Linked DNA regions of Homo sapiens: region 2 is linked to region 1. Evidence: chromatin contacts called from ENCODE Hi-C or POLR2A ChIA-PET data. All regions are on one chromosome and are shown on one strand. The core of a region is the stretch at or near the end of the contact, and the rest is flanking DNA. Distances in the headings are between cores, read along the strand shown. Region 1 overlaps PPP3CA (protein phosphatase 3 catalytic subunit alpha). Region 2 overlaps PPP3CA (protein phosphatase 3 catalytic subunit alpha).

Region 1 (7,016 bases), core at 3,344-5,843:
TTTGAATTTCAAGCTACTGGGTTTATTTTTTATTTTTCTTGATCCTTTCCATGGACAATCACACTTATTCTATTTAAATCCAAATTCTTTTTAAGAAGCATGATTTTGGATTATTTCCAATTATTATTTCTTTTAAAGTCTTTGTCTACTAGAGCAGCAGCTGTCAACCCTGCTAAAAATTAAAATGTCCTAGAAAACATTTAAAAAATTAATAGTGCATAAGCCCAATCTCTGACCAAATTTGAATCTGTATCTTTGAGGATAATCACAAAGTATGCATGAAACAATAACTGAAAAAATTTTAAAAAAAAAGACTGGTTAAAATACTTAAGACCAAACCAAAATAAAACGGCTTAAGAATTATTACACATATTATGTAAGACTGCAAGAGGTATTTAAAAACACTTACCTTTGTTATTGTATACATCTAAGTAATTTGGTGCTGAAAAAATTGTAATTAGAGAAGGGAAGCCTGTTGTTTGGCTTTTCCTGTACATGCGGTACCTAAAAAGAACAAATACAGTCAAAACAAAGCTTGTATGGAAAAAAGATAATATCAAATCATAGATTGAGAAATAGAAAATTAGATGAGTCAAGTTCCATCATTCAAAGGGCCTCCAATCATATAACACTAAATAAAAATTTATCTCTGAAGCCTGTTATACACAGGTATTAATACATTTCAGGGGGGTGGGTATGAAAACATACATTCATATGTAAAATTTCCAAACAGGTATTTTCTAAGTTAGCAAACCTCAAGAGAGGGTGGAATTCATTGGAAAATCATAATTCATTTCCATGTGTTCAACAGAAGGCTGATTAGTGCACACAGATACTTTGTACCCACCCAAAATTTTCAAAATGTTGTCAACATTTTTGACATAAAAAGACCAAATAAGTAGAGCAAGATACAAAGACTTACCACTAATAACCAGGCCAATTATCTGATAAATCCACAATATTCTGTAAAGCATTTTGCCTAGACTAAGTGATTTTAAGAAGAATGTCCCCTTAAATTTATGAATTTTTAGATTAATAATTAGATTTAATTCATAGATTTAATGCAATTCCTAGATGCAGTATATACAAGCATTTTTGCCTAGACTAAGTAATTTTCTTTAAAAAGAATGTCCCCTTAAATCTATGAAATTTTACAAATTGAGACTGTTTCTATTTTAGAATTTTATTTATTACCAATCTCTGCTGGTGTCTACAGGTCAAAGATTATTGTCTCAGCAGGGTAATATTTAATCAATCAGTAATGAAACAGAACATGCACAAGAACTTTGGAAATAAACCAACAATCCAGTTACTAAGCAGAAATAATTTATAATGTAACACTTTAGTTCTCAATTAAAAATACAGGTGACTGTGTCTCTTTTACATAAGGATAAAAATGTATCTCATGACTTCTGTGTAATCAATTTTAGGAGTATCAGTTTAGAAATACCTCTTCAAAACAACATTTTATCATTTCTTCGTTGATCTGTGTCATTTATTTCTGGTAGACTGAACCGTGCCTAATATAGTTAGGTTCTAAAAGCAGCTCAAAAAGTATCTTTAGATAGATAAACAGCCACCTTAACATTTATAATTTTAAAAACACTGTGAGTCCTCTCTTTTTGGAACTTGGTCATACTATAAAAGAAAATGCCCCCTTAAAAACCTTTTGAAATGTTCTAAAAGTATGTATTCTGATTATGGAACTGAGCTTCGTTATGGAAACAAAATCCATGTGAAAGACAGTTTCACTCTTAATCCTAGTACCTTGACTTTATAGACAGAGGGTGACTATGCCTACTTGACAACAAACAAAAACAAAGAAACTGGATGACATAATCTCAATTTTTCCAATGAATCAATCAACTTCTCATTTTAAACAAAAATACTTGATATTAACTGATGCACTTAACACACATTCAAGTAAGCCAGTGGTTATGGGTAGGTAGTGCAATCAGGATAAATCTGCCAAAAATGGGCAGTCAGCCGACTGGAACACAGCCAAAATAGCATAGTGACACCATAGCCTTGACAAGTGAGAACAATTATTTGAAGACCTGACTGGTTGGGTATATAAACAGGTTACTTCAAACATCAGCTACAAAACAGTGAGTATATAACACTGGATCCGTTCACACCTGTTGACTGATTGCTTGAAAACAGCTAATTGTGAAATGAACTTGGTATCTTCCTTGATTCAGGGATGTCATAGACATGGGCCTCCTTCAAAATGCAGGTATCTATATTCCCAATTTCAGCACACAGGTTATAAAAAGAAGTGCTACTACTTTTCAGAAAACCTAGACTATGAAGGGATGAGTTTAATTATTCAAAGGGAAGCAATGCCTTTCAGTGGAGCCTACTGGGAAACGGTATCAGACCTCAAATCTTAAAAGTAGTCTAATTTCTCCCTAATGTAGATTTAATATACTATTAAAGTGAACATCTGAAATTTCATAATTTTCTAAACCTCCAAAATTGTTCTACATCTTAGAAACTTACCAGGTGAGACAAAATCAACTTTATTTAATCATTTGCTAGTTAGAACATAAACTTTTCCCTGTTTTTAAAGATGTCCCTATTCCTTTCCCTTTAAAATCAGGGATATTACAGGGATCAGGAATGGTATTCAGGATTAGGAATGGTATTCTTTAAAACAACAGTAAAATGTGCAATACCTGTTAAATATTTAGTATAATTCTCATTCATATTTTCAACAAGACTGAAAAGTAGCTGGTAATTTACTCACTTATATGACAGTGTAAATGCAACAATTGAGAGGAATAAGAGGAGGTGCCCTTACAGTACTTAAGAAATCAAGCTGAAAATGGACTTGTTCAGGCTAAAGATGTAAGAACTTTACGGGAGACTGTACGATACATCTGCAGCCATTCATTCCCTAGGACTCTGTCATACCTGTGTCATCCATCAGAAGATAATTTTAAGCTCTAATTCCTTTTGGGAGTGAGCCTGGTAAAAGGGAACCTGCAGAGCCTAAGCAAAGTGAGGAAGTTCTGGAAAATGGACAATGCATGGTTTTTATAAATGCTCAAAACTGCTCACCCTGCATCTTGGGCTTCGTGGGCTCGGAGTATAGATAACAAGTTATTGTGCTGTAAGAATTCACATACAGCCGGGTAACTGCCAGAGACAAAAAGAAAAGGGAAGCATCTGTTAGGAAATCATCAGGAGTAGCACATTTATCTCTAACATCCAGATCTATGTGACTGGATCAAAGATAATCAAACATACATCATTCATGAAACAAGCCTCTTGACTCTAAGGCCAAGTTTATCCTTGTGGCAGAAAAAGCATCTACAGCTGTACTTTTTACATAATCAGAAAGGGGTTGAGGTGCATGAACTGGGGGAAAAAACATAAGCCATTATAAAACATTAGGAAAGTGTCCACTCTCAGAAAAATAAATTTTTAAAAGTCTACATTTAAAGACAAAGTGAACGGAGCATAACTATAACAAGATAATGAATTTAAAATATAAGTCTCAATTTTCTCAAATATTGCACCATTTGTGCATATGTGTGCATGTATGTGTATACAACAGAGATAACTGAGTTTGCAGGCAGAAGAGAATACATATGCTCTCTTCTGCCTCCTAATTATTTTTGTTTCTATAATCTCCCAGATTTAAGACTCCTCCCATACGGTGGGAAATCAAGTTATTGCTTTATCTAACATTATGGGTACAATAAGATGATTATATCATTCAAAACCTAAACAAAATTATGGATATTCACAAGGCTTTAGAATTTGTCCTTTAAATATGATCAGCAGAACTTTATCTTAAGACTTATCTATCTTGACTAAATAAAACATCCAATATACAATTATGTTTGTCTTTTAAGAGTCTCAAACTCAAATAACTTCATTATAAATGAAATTCAAATCATAAATTAAACCTGAAAAACCTTTTACAGTCATTATGTCTCTGCTCTAAGAACTTTTAATGAAACAAATGTGTATTATAAAAATAAATTTTTGACAATGCAAATCAAGGTACAGAAAACCAATATTCAAACTGCAAATATTCACTAGAACTTAAACTATATACCATTGAAAACATTCATCAATTATAAAAATAGCACTGCAGGGAAACATTCTAGTAATGTATGTTATTCAAATAATTTATTATAAAAGAAAAGATAGTTTCTGTGTTACACATTTTGTACAAATTCCCTGACCAACAGGAAAAAATTATCATTAAGATAACATACAGTTGGCCGGGCATCGTGGGTCACACCTGTAATCCCAGCACTTTGGGAGGCAGAGGCGGGCAGATCACCTGAGGTCAGGAGTTCGAGACCAGCCTTGCCAATGTGGTGAAACCCTGTCTCTTACTAAAAATACAAAAAACTAGCCAGGCTTAGGGGTGGGCGCCTGTAATCCCAACTACTCGGGAGGCTGAGGCAGGAGAATCGCTTGAACCCAGGAGGTGGAGGTTGCAGTGAGTCGAGAACGCACCATTGCACTCCAGCCTGGGCGACAAGAGTGAAACTCCATCTCAAAAAAAAAAAAAGAAAGATAACATACAGTTATAGAGATACTGACTATAAAAAAGATTCAGTTCTTTGGCAAAAAGGGATCTGAAACTGAAAACAGTCTCTGTTCATGTGCCCATGTGTAGTGTGTTTTGTAAGAGAAAGGGAGAAAAAGAGGAGATAATCATGGGGCCTCCACTTCCTAGTTGTCCCCAGTCAATTCAATAAATAAAACATCTAACTGATGAACATGAGTGTATCTTAGAAACTGGAGAGGATGGCCCAGTCTCTGCATGGAAACATGCCCATCTGGTACCCAGAATCAGGTGTTGACCAACATGTGTCTTCAAAGGCTTCTGTTCTGCTTAAAGAAAAGTGAATATACGACCTTTCCAGGTAAGTGTGTGTCAGAGAAAAAAAACAAAAACAAAAACAAAGAAAAAACCACTTTACTTTCAGAGATACTGGTTGGTCTTTCAAAAACAGCAGATTTGTTTGGTATATATTAGCTATAAAAGGCCCAGCTAAGGGGCACAGAATAGGTTCTCAATAAATGTTCCTTCCCTATCTTTTTTCTTTTTTTGAGGCCTTCACTTAAATTCCTTGTGCCTTCGCAATGCCTCTGTATAGAAGTATACTGTCTTGTTACCACTGTCAGACAGGTTGCCTGACTATGTCTGTCACTTTTTTGCCCTTGGTAAACGACTTAGTTGCCCTTTCTTATTTGCCCTTTTGGAACAACTTACACTATTCTTAAGAAAGAATAATTTTAAAATATTTTCGTCACACTAAGTTTGATACCCTTATGTGTTTAAGCTAAGTTTTTCCCCATGAAAATATATACCTGATTTTTATTGGAAATCTGAAAAAAATAAAATTAATCAAGTGCCAATTTGCTAGGTTAACAGCATTAAGTGAGGAGTATTTGCATTATTGACTTGGAGGGAATTCATTTTGAAGAAAAACTTCAGACATTTTCAAAACATATGCCATCATATACTCAGCTTTTCAAAGAAATACCAACATTTTCCTCATAGATCTAGACAATACTTGAATATCATCTAGATTCCCACTGTTGCTGAACTATTTACCTAGGATATACAGAAGTTTCTAATAGTATTAGAAAAGAGAAACAGAAACTCTGTTCCACTTTTATGCTTTTTAATGGAAATTATCACAAATCACAAAATGTTCAAGCTGAAAAGCACTGCGTATATACACACACACACACACACACACAGAGAGAGAGAGAGAGAAAGAGCGAGAGAGAGAGAACGGCAGGAAAAGCATATTGCTAACACCTAAACACCCCAAAGAGATGAAAAATCACTTATTCCCCAGTAATTTAGCAGAGGCCCAGTGATGATTGTTCCATTTGTTAGAAGACAGTATTAGCTACAGGGAGGGGCGGTATAAGTTCAAGGCAGGTTTCTGTCCTAAGGGTATTTATTATCTTAGGAACATAAAGCATTATAAAAAATATTTTTAAAAAATTACTATATTATAAAACACATTGAAGATAAAATAGAAGTTTTATAAAGATATTATAAAGCAAGCAAGAAAGCATCTGAAATTAATCAGAGAAATCTTTTTGAAAAATATCTATCTTTTGTTATATATTAAAGAGAATGACGTATGCAGATTGGTAGATAGGAAAGGGGTTAGAATTCTGCTCGGAAAAGAAGAGGGATCATCAGAAGCTGAGTGAATAGGAACAAAGATAAGGAAGGTAGAAAAGAAAAAAATGTAATAAATGGTAGAAAAATTGGCTTGGCAGTAGAGCAAACAGTTACTATTAGATTAATTCTGTTTATTCTCTTGTATTTGTTTCTATATCATATTGAACTATATTTTCAACCTTGAGTTTAATCTCCCAGATGTAAGACTCTTTAGCCATGACATAGCTAGTGGGCATTATTAAAATGTTTTTTTTTTAAATGTTTTTATGCCTTTATGGATACTTTCCCTGTGCAGTTTTTCCTCCTGGAAAGGCCTATTCTTCTGCCAAGTCTTCACAAGTTATCACCTGTGAAGCATTCTCTTCAAGGCTATCTCACCTAAGGTGTACACAACTGCTGTATCCACTGTGTTCCTACAATATATGTATCTAATATATCACTTATCATGTTGTAGTGTAAATTATATTTCTACTTCTGTGCTCCAGCAATAGTGAATGCCTTAGGAGAGGAACACCGCTTTTTCATTTGCATTTTCATATCTTAAATGCTTAGCAGCAATCTGTCAGCTTATTGGGGCTTATGCTCAATTGCTGAAGTAGCTTCAATAGGGGCAGTCAAGCAGGTGAGAGATGCAAAGGGTTTCTTTCCCTCCTCCCTCAGTGCTTTGGCAAAGCAGAGGCAGGCAGCCTGCAATCCCCTGCCAATACACAAGGAGGAAGCCACAGTCTCTTTGGTGTCCTTCTCCTCTTCCAGATCCAGTAATAGGGAAGACCCTGCCTGATTGTTCAACTCCTCCTCTGCTTCTTGGGGCCTGGGAATGGGTACTTAGCCCAGGAGTGTC
Region 2 (6,484 bases), core at 1,052-3,551, 180 kb after region 1:
GGACAGTCCAATTGTCTGAAGAGTTTACACAAAAAACTACTGCTTAGACCCCATTCCAGATAAATTAAATCAGAATTTCTAAGAGTGGGGTCTAGGCATCAGTGCCATTCTTGTCCCTGTTACTGTAAAAGATGTGGTGTATCTCATTCAATCTTATAATCAACAAACAAATGTTTTTGTTAATACTTCCTTCACAGAGGGCAATAAGGCTCACAAGAAAAGACAGACAAGGTGTGTTCCTTACTGTCAATTAAGGTAACTTTCTAAAATTCTAAATTGTTTTCCACTGTCAACTTTACATTTCCATTTTGATATCTAGTGTTTTTTTTTTAATGTTTACCATGATTAATGGGAAAATGCAACACCCTGCCCTGCCCCCACCCATATGCACACACAAAGACCAGAGTGCCGTGCTGACCACTAGAAGCATCTCTCCAGACTGACAGGGGTCTATTGATTAAATTGTCAGTTCTTTTGTTCAGACAGGAAAAAAAAATCCACTTAACCACATTATCATCTAACCCATATTAGCTTTATTTTATATTGTTTCTACTAAGGTACCATTCAAGGGTTTTATATAAATGGAATAGAAATCTATATATACTATGCAAATTATCTTCTCCTGATCACTCTTCTCACTTTACCAGGTTAGAAATTCATGTCAGTTAGGTTGACAGAGAAGATGGTAAAAAGGGTGCCTTAACTCCGTAATAATTACTGGGAAGAGTCTCCATCCAAAACCATCTTTTCACAAGATTAGCTTAGTACACTGATTCTCACAGTACTTAAATTAGCAATTTGACCCCAATATCGAAGTCTATGTCTAGATTTCAAAATAGACATAAAAAGTAATATGTCTTCACATAAAGTTCTTCATTTACATCAAATAAATGAAATAAGGCATGAATCATTTTCATATCTTTTTCCCCCATGTCTTTTTCCCCCAAGGCAGGAACTGTTTCTGTTGTCTGTCCTTCCTTTTTATTTATTTTTTATGACCCAGCACTTTATTAGTAAATGAGAAGTCACTGTAGCTCACAGTTGCATTTGAATTTTTTGACTTTTTAATTTTAATAGGAATTGAGTCTTTTTTTAATCTTTAGTTTAATATGAAAACTGAAATGACTTCTAAGGCATACGAAGGCAGGAAAAATCAGCACCTTAAGACAGGGCAAGAAAAAGAAAGTTAACAAAAAGAAAAAATTAAAATAAAAGAAGGAAGGAAAAACATTTCCTTTGAAAACATTCTTCATGAATCAGTTTTTTGAGACCAGCAAGCAATTACTATTTAACATACAGAAAAATGCAAAATGTACAAATGCACATAAAATTCAGTTTGTTGTGCAGATCTTTGTCCCTCAGTCTCAGTGTAAATCCAGATTCTAAAAGCCCAGTTGCACAGTGACCTTCAATTTCTCACAATGGTTTATTAAGTTCAAATAATCACTAAGCAAATATCTCATTTAATCATTCAAGAAAAGACAACAAACTCAAATGCCTATAGGAGCCAGGGGAGGCAAAGTAAACATAGCATGTATGAGGGAAGACAGGATAGAGGAGGCAAGGTAGAGTTCTGGTGATATATGCCCTTATTAAAGGAGGTAGCAGGGAAAAGTCAGATTTTATCTTCTGAATCCCCTATGATGGAAACTAATACAAACTGTTTAAATCTCTTTTAGGCCAAACAATTCTCTCTGAGGGGGAAGTAGCCTTCAGCTCTGGTCTAGACGATTAAAAGAAAAACAATTCAGGAGAGAAACCAAAAATTTATATTACCACTATATCCATAAGAATTTGGCTGAATTTTGTTGTATTGTAGGTTATAATTTGTTAGCCATATGAAATAATGCAATAGAGCCTGTTTTCCAGAGTCTCCCTCTGTCACCCAGGCTGCAGTAGTGGTGCAAACAGGGCTCACTGCAGCCTTGACCTCCTGGGCTTAAGCGATCCTCCTGCCTCAGCCTCCTGAGTAGCTGGGAGCCAGCTACTCTTTTATTTATTTTTTTTATTTATTTGTAGAGACAGGGTCTTGCTCTGTTGCCCAGGCCAGTCTGAAACTCCTGGGCTCAAGTAATCTTTCCACCTCAGCCTCCCAAACTGCTGGGATTACAGGTGTGTGCCATAGCACCCAGCCCATGTCTGCTTTCTTCAAGATATTTAATCATGAGTTTTTCTTAGTAAATTGACCTGAATCCCAAAGAATAGAAAGATTATCACAAACAGAGAAGATAGGCATAAAGAAGACCAAACCACTTTTAATGAATGGTGATTCAAGGAAAGGATAACTAAACATGAATCACTTGGAAACATGAATAAATACAAACAGTGAGTTTTTGTTCATTCACTTCTCTGCTTGTGTCAGCATTTTGAAGGAGAAGATGAATGAAAGGTAAGGAGTGGCTAAATTCCAAAGTCAAATGATAACCCAAATAAAAACCACACAAGATAAACAACAGATATACAAACACTGCTTCAAAACAAACATAACTCATTTACCCTGATCCCAAAATAACAAAATTAAACCATCTAAGAAACTCCACTGGTCATTCACTTACAAAGTAGAGAAAGACCTGGTCATGTAATAGAGGGGAATAAACATAGAAAGCAACATAAACGTCTTTAAGATAATGCAGCTCACATGCTCTACCTAGAAAAAAAAAGTGTTTCTTTAATGTATTTGTGATAGCATACAGAGGGATTATGGAATTTACATGTTACTGCCTGTGGATGAATCACCTTTATATATAGAACTACCTTTACATACACAAAGAGGAAGTAAAATAATTTATACCTCAACAGGTTTATTTACTTTCTTACCAAGTGACTTAGATATAATAATAATTAATAATTCCAGACTGTTTTCACTATTTCTTACCTCACCTATTTCCTCTACTTTTCATGAAAACTCTGTATTTTCTTACATCAGTTCCCATATTCTTATTCTTTTAACTCTGTCAAAATATGTAAAGCCAGTAAATTACTAACAGAAGAAAATAAAGAGAATAAAAGTTGCATACAGCTCTATACATTTACTATTTATATCTTACATCATAAGTATTTACATCATAGGTACAAAAAATAAATAGGATTATTAAGTGAATGCATTTTTCAATCAAGTTATTAAATTTAGATATGGCCCTAGCTATGTTTACTACTAAATTATAAGAATGGTTACTACTACATTATAAAAATCAGTTACAGTATTATATAGCGTGATTAATCTTTCTCATTTAAAATCACAGTGTTATTCAGTCTATATCAACTGTCCATTAAAAACAAAATTAAAAACCTATAATTAAAGATGGCCTAATGAAATCTCAAGGAAATATCAAGGTTGGGATAAACATGAAGAAATTTCTTTACATTGACAGACTCAGAGATGACTGGATGAGAAACAAGAGTACAGTCCATACTAGACCAGTCCATACAGGTCTAGCAATTGAACCTGAGTTCAACTAGTGAAAGTGAAATTTAAAATTAGGGGCTATGTGTAGCAAACACAAACACATTCACTAAAGAAAATTAAGAGAACAGTATCTTTCCAGTAGTATCTCTGGGTATAAAAGGAGAAAGTAAGTAGCAATTGCTCAATCATTATTGATTACTGATACTGTCCTCTCTCATATAGAGAATGTGACCAACTATTTTCTTCATTTAAGCCAAATTCTGTAGGAGCATGAGACAGACGAACACCCCTAGCTGTCCTTTTCAGAATACCATGCCTAGCTGTCTTTTTCAGACCACTGATAGGGCCATGGTGTGAAGTCAGACCTTATTACCAATCTGCCTCTGCCCTGGGGCGTCCTCAGTTAACTAGGAATGAAATAATATGTATACACAGATTTCCACAACCTCAAACTGAGTAGGAGGACTCTAGATAATGGAACTTAATTACTTCAGTGTTAGAAAAAAGTATATTAGTGGATAATCCATGTACTGTGCAGAATATGCATTAAATATAGAATTAATGGCTCATCTAAAAGTTGAATAAAATTCAATTTCCACAGAATCAAAGGTTTTCACAAGCCAATGTAACACATAATAGGTATGAATTATCCATAAATGTGAATAAAGATTTCTTTCCAACCAATATTTCTCAGGGCCTATGATACGCTAGGAATTGTGTTATATACTTGGGATTACAATGTCCTTGTAGTTCAGGTACTCATTATTTAGTGTGAAAGACAACCAAGTAATCAAATAATTACAGTACAGAAACTGTGCTACGACTCCTGCTTTTGAGGGCTATAAGCATAAAGTTTAATAATGGAAGTGCATGAAGCCCGTACTATACTGAGATGGGAGGCAGGAGGGGATAAGCGGATCTGAGGAATGGCCTCTAAAGGAGATGACACCTAATCTGACAAAGAAGTGTAGGGAAATGTGTCCAGGCAGATTAATATTAACATACGCTATCTCTGGAAAATGCAATTTATACTAGTAACAAAAGTGAACTCCAGACTGACAAAATTACTAAAAATGTTCAATAAATTGAGTCCAAGATGAGATTTGTATTGTGCAAGAATTTATAACCATAGTTTATACACCAATATTTACTCCACTATTAATATTTATACTATCGATACTATTGTTAACTTGCATAAGAAGATGGTTTTTAAACTTTTAAAACCTTTTTAGTTGAAATAAATAATTTCCTCCTTTTCAGGGACTATATTTGATAGCCTGAGTTAAAATCAATATGCCTAACCAACATGATGAGACCTCGTCTCTACAAAAATATTAACAAGTTAGCCAAGCATGGTGGTATGTGCCTATAGTTCCAGCTACTTGGGAGGATGAAGCAGGAGGATTACTTGAGTCCAGAAGTTTAAGGTTGCAGTGAGCTATGATTGTGCCACTGAACTCCAGCCTGGGGAACATAGAGAGATCCACTCTCTAAAAAACATAAATAAGTAACAATAACAATAATAAAAATCAATATGAAGAAGAAAAATTGATAAATTCTCATTAATTTTCAACTAAAGCAAATGGAAAAGAGGTATTACTTCTTTTCTGCAAAAATACCTGCACCTAATCATCGGTGAGAGAAGTCTGAGAAAAGAAGGCAAAATTCTGTCACATCTCAGTGATTACATTCTTAAGCTGGTACACAGTAATTCGTAGGCCTTCAACAATTTCAGAGAATTCCAACCTCACAGTTTTTATGGTGCCATAGGACCACAATGCTGAAATCAACTTAAATACGTAAAACCATCTTCCTCTACAATAGTACCCTAAATATGTCTATACCACTATAAAAACCTGCAACTCGGACAGTCAACAATACATAGAGTAACACTGTATTTAACTGCTAATGAACTAAAGATAATAAAATTGCAACTTTATCTCACCTCTATACCTAAATAAACCTAAGGAAGATTCGCAGCCTATAACAATCCCTATAGCATATTATTTATACTTGCTGGAACACATTAGGCTTAATGTATTAGTCATATATACAAGTAACATATCTGAACCAAATGTCCAAGACTTCTGCGCACTCAAGATATCTTCCTTAAGATAATATGGGAAAAAAAAGTCAAAGGACAATATCACAATTTGATGTCTATGCTGTGTTCCTAAAACTGGTCTTGGTATTTGATTATTTTATTCTTTTTACTAAGTTGTCTCATGGGACGTCCTGCTAAATATCAGCTGCCCAAAGTTTATAAACTATTTGTTCAGCCCAGGAGAAAACTGCTATGAAAATTACAGAAGAGCAGATATAAAATTCATTTATCATGTCTAATTGTACCAACTTAGTCAGCATTTTTCATTTTTATTGTTATCTTTTAGCAATGTTGTTCCCTGTCTTCAAAAATTTGTCAAGAAGATTGAGATCCACTGCTGTAAGATTACACAGATGCCCTCCTCATCGTCTATGACAGGCTATAATAAATCTTGCCAGACTTAACTTTAACTACTCTTTATTTACGATTCAGACTATAATTCACCATATACCCTTATGGAAGAATCATCTTTCCAGAAGCCTAGCAACAATCATGCCACTATCCTCCTCAAAATATTCACTAAATCTTCATTAGCTCCACATTCACAAGTGAATTAAATGCAACTTTCTTAGTTCATCACACAAGGCTTTGAACACTATGGCCCCCAAACTACCTTTTTAAATCTAATTCTCTCTGACTTATATTCTAGAATACAGATAAATAATATTAAATTGTTATACCCATCCATGAAAATGGGGATAGAATTCGATTTGGTTTTGTCTTCTTATCATGCACAGAAAAGAACATAAGCTCCATACAAACAAGGAACGTGTGTGTGTGTGTGTGTGTGTGTGTGTGTGTGTGTGTGTGTGTGTGTTTTAACTGCTATGTATCCCCAGAACCTGGAAAACATCTTGGTATTAATAGGCATTCATTAAATATTTGTTGGAAACACAGGCATCCTGTAGTAATATCCACTTTGTTTCATAGCTGTGAAACACAAAGTATACTGCTGGCATAATTACCCACCTCAA

What was found. A loop is a pair of places that touch in the nucleus more often than their neighbours do. ChIA-PET counts read pairs that join two places held with the same protein, here RNA polymerase II (POLR2A). Pooled maps may share reads with other maps.
Region 2: a loop to region 1 is called in a map with no recorded cell type, with 2.2 times the contacts of the local background. The contact joins two enhancer-like sites. A Hi-C loop is called at or near these places in 3 of 37 single-sample maps with no recorded cell type and 1 of 50 pooled maps. POLR2A ChIA-PET finds 5 or more read pairs at or near these places in 3 of 52 experiments (A673, IMR-90 and MCF 10A).

The regions. Positions count from the first base shown.
Region 1 is chr4:101,080,123-101,087,138 of GRCh38, forward strand. It overlaps PPP3CA (protein phosphatase 3 catalytic subunit alpha), which reads right to left. Exons shown (of 14, transcript NM_000944.5): 7 at 3,064-3,141; 8 at 410-504. Among named protein-coding and RNA genes, the nearest start is that of MIR8066, 160 kb to the right of the region's middle. Within about 2 kb of position 4,594, at least 3 of the 41 ENCODE cell types and tissues checked have a DNase peak (open chromatin) inside an H3K27ac peak, as active enhancers do.
Region 2 is chr4:101,263,275-101,269,758 of GRCh38, forward strand. All of the region lies in intron 1 of PPP3CA (protein phosphatase 3 catalytic subunit alpha), which reads right to left. Among named protein-coding and RNA genes, the nearest start is that of MIR8066, 26 kb to the left of the region's middle. Within about 2 kb of position 2,302, at least 2 of the 41 ENCODE cell types and tissues checked have a DNase peak (open chromatin) inside an H3K27ac peak, as active enhancers do.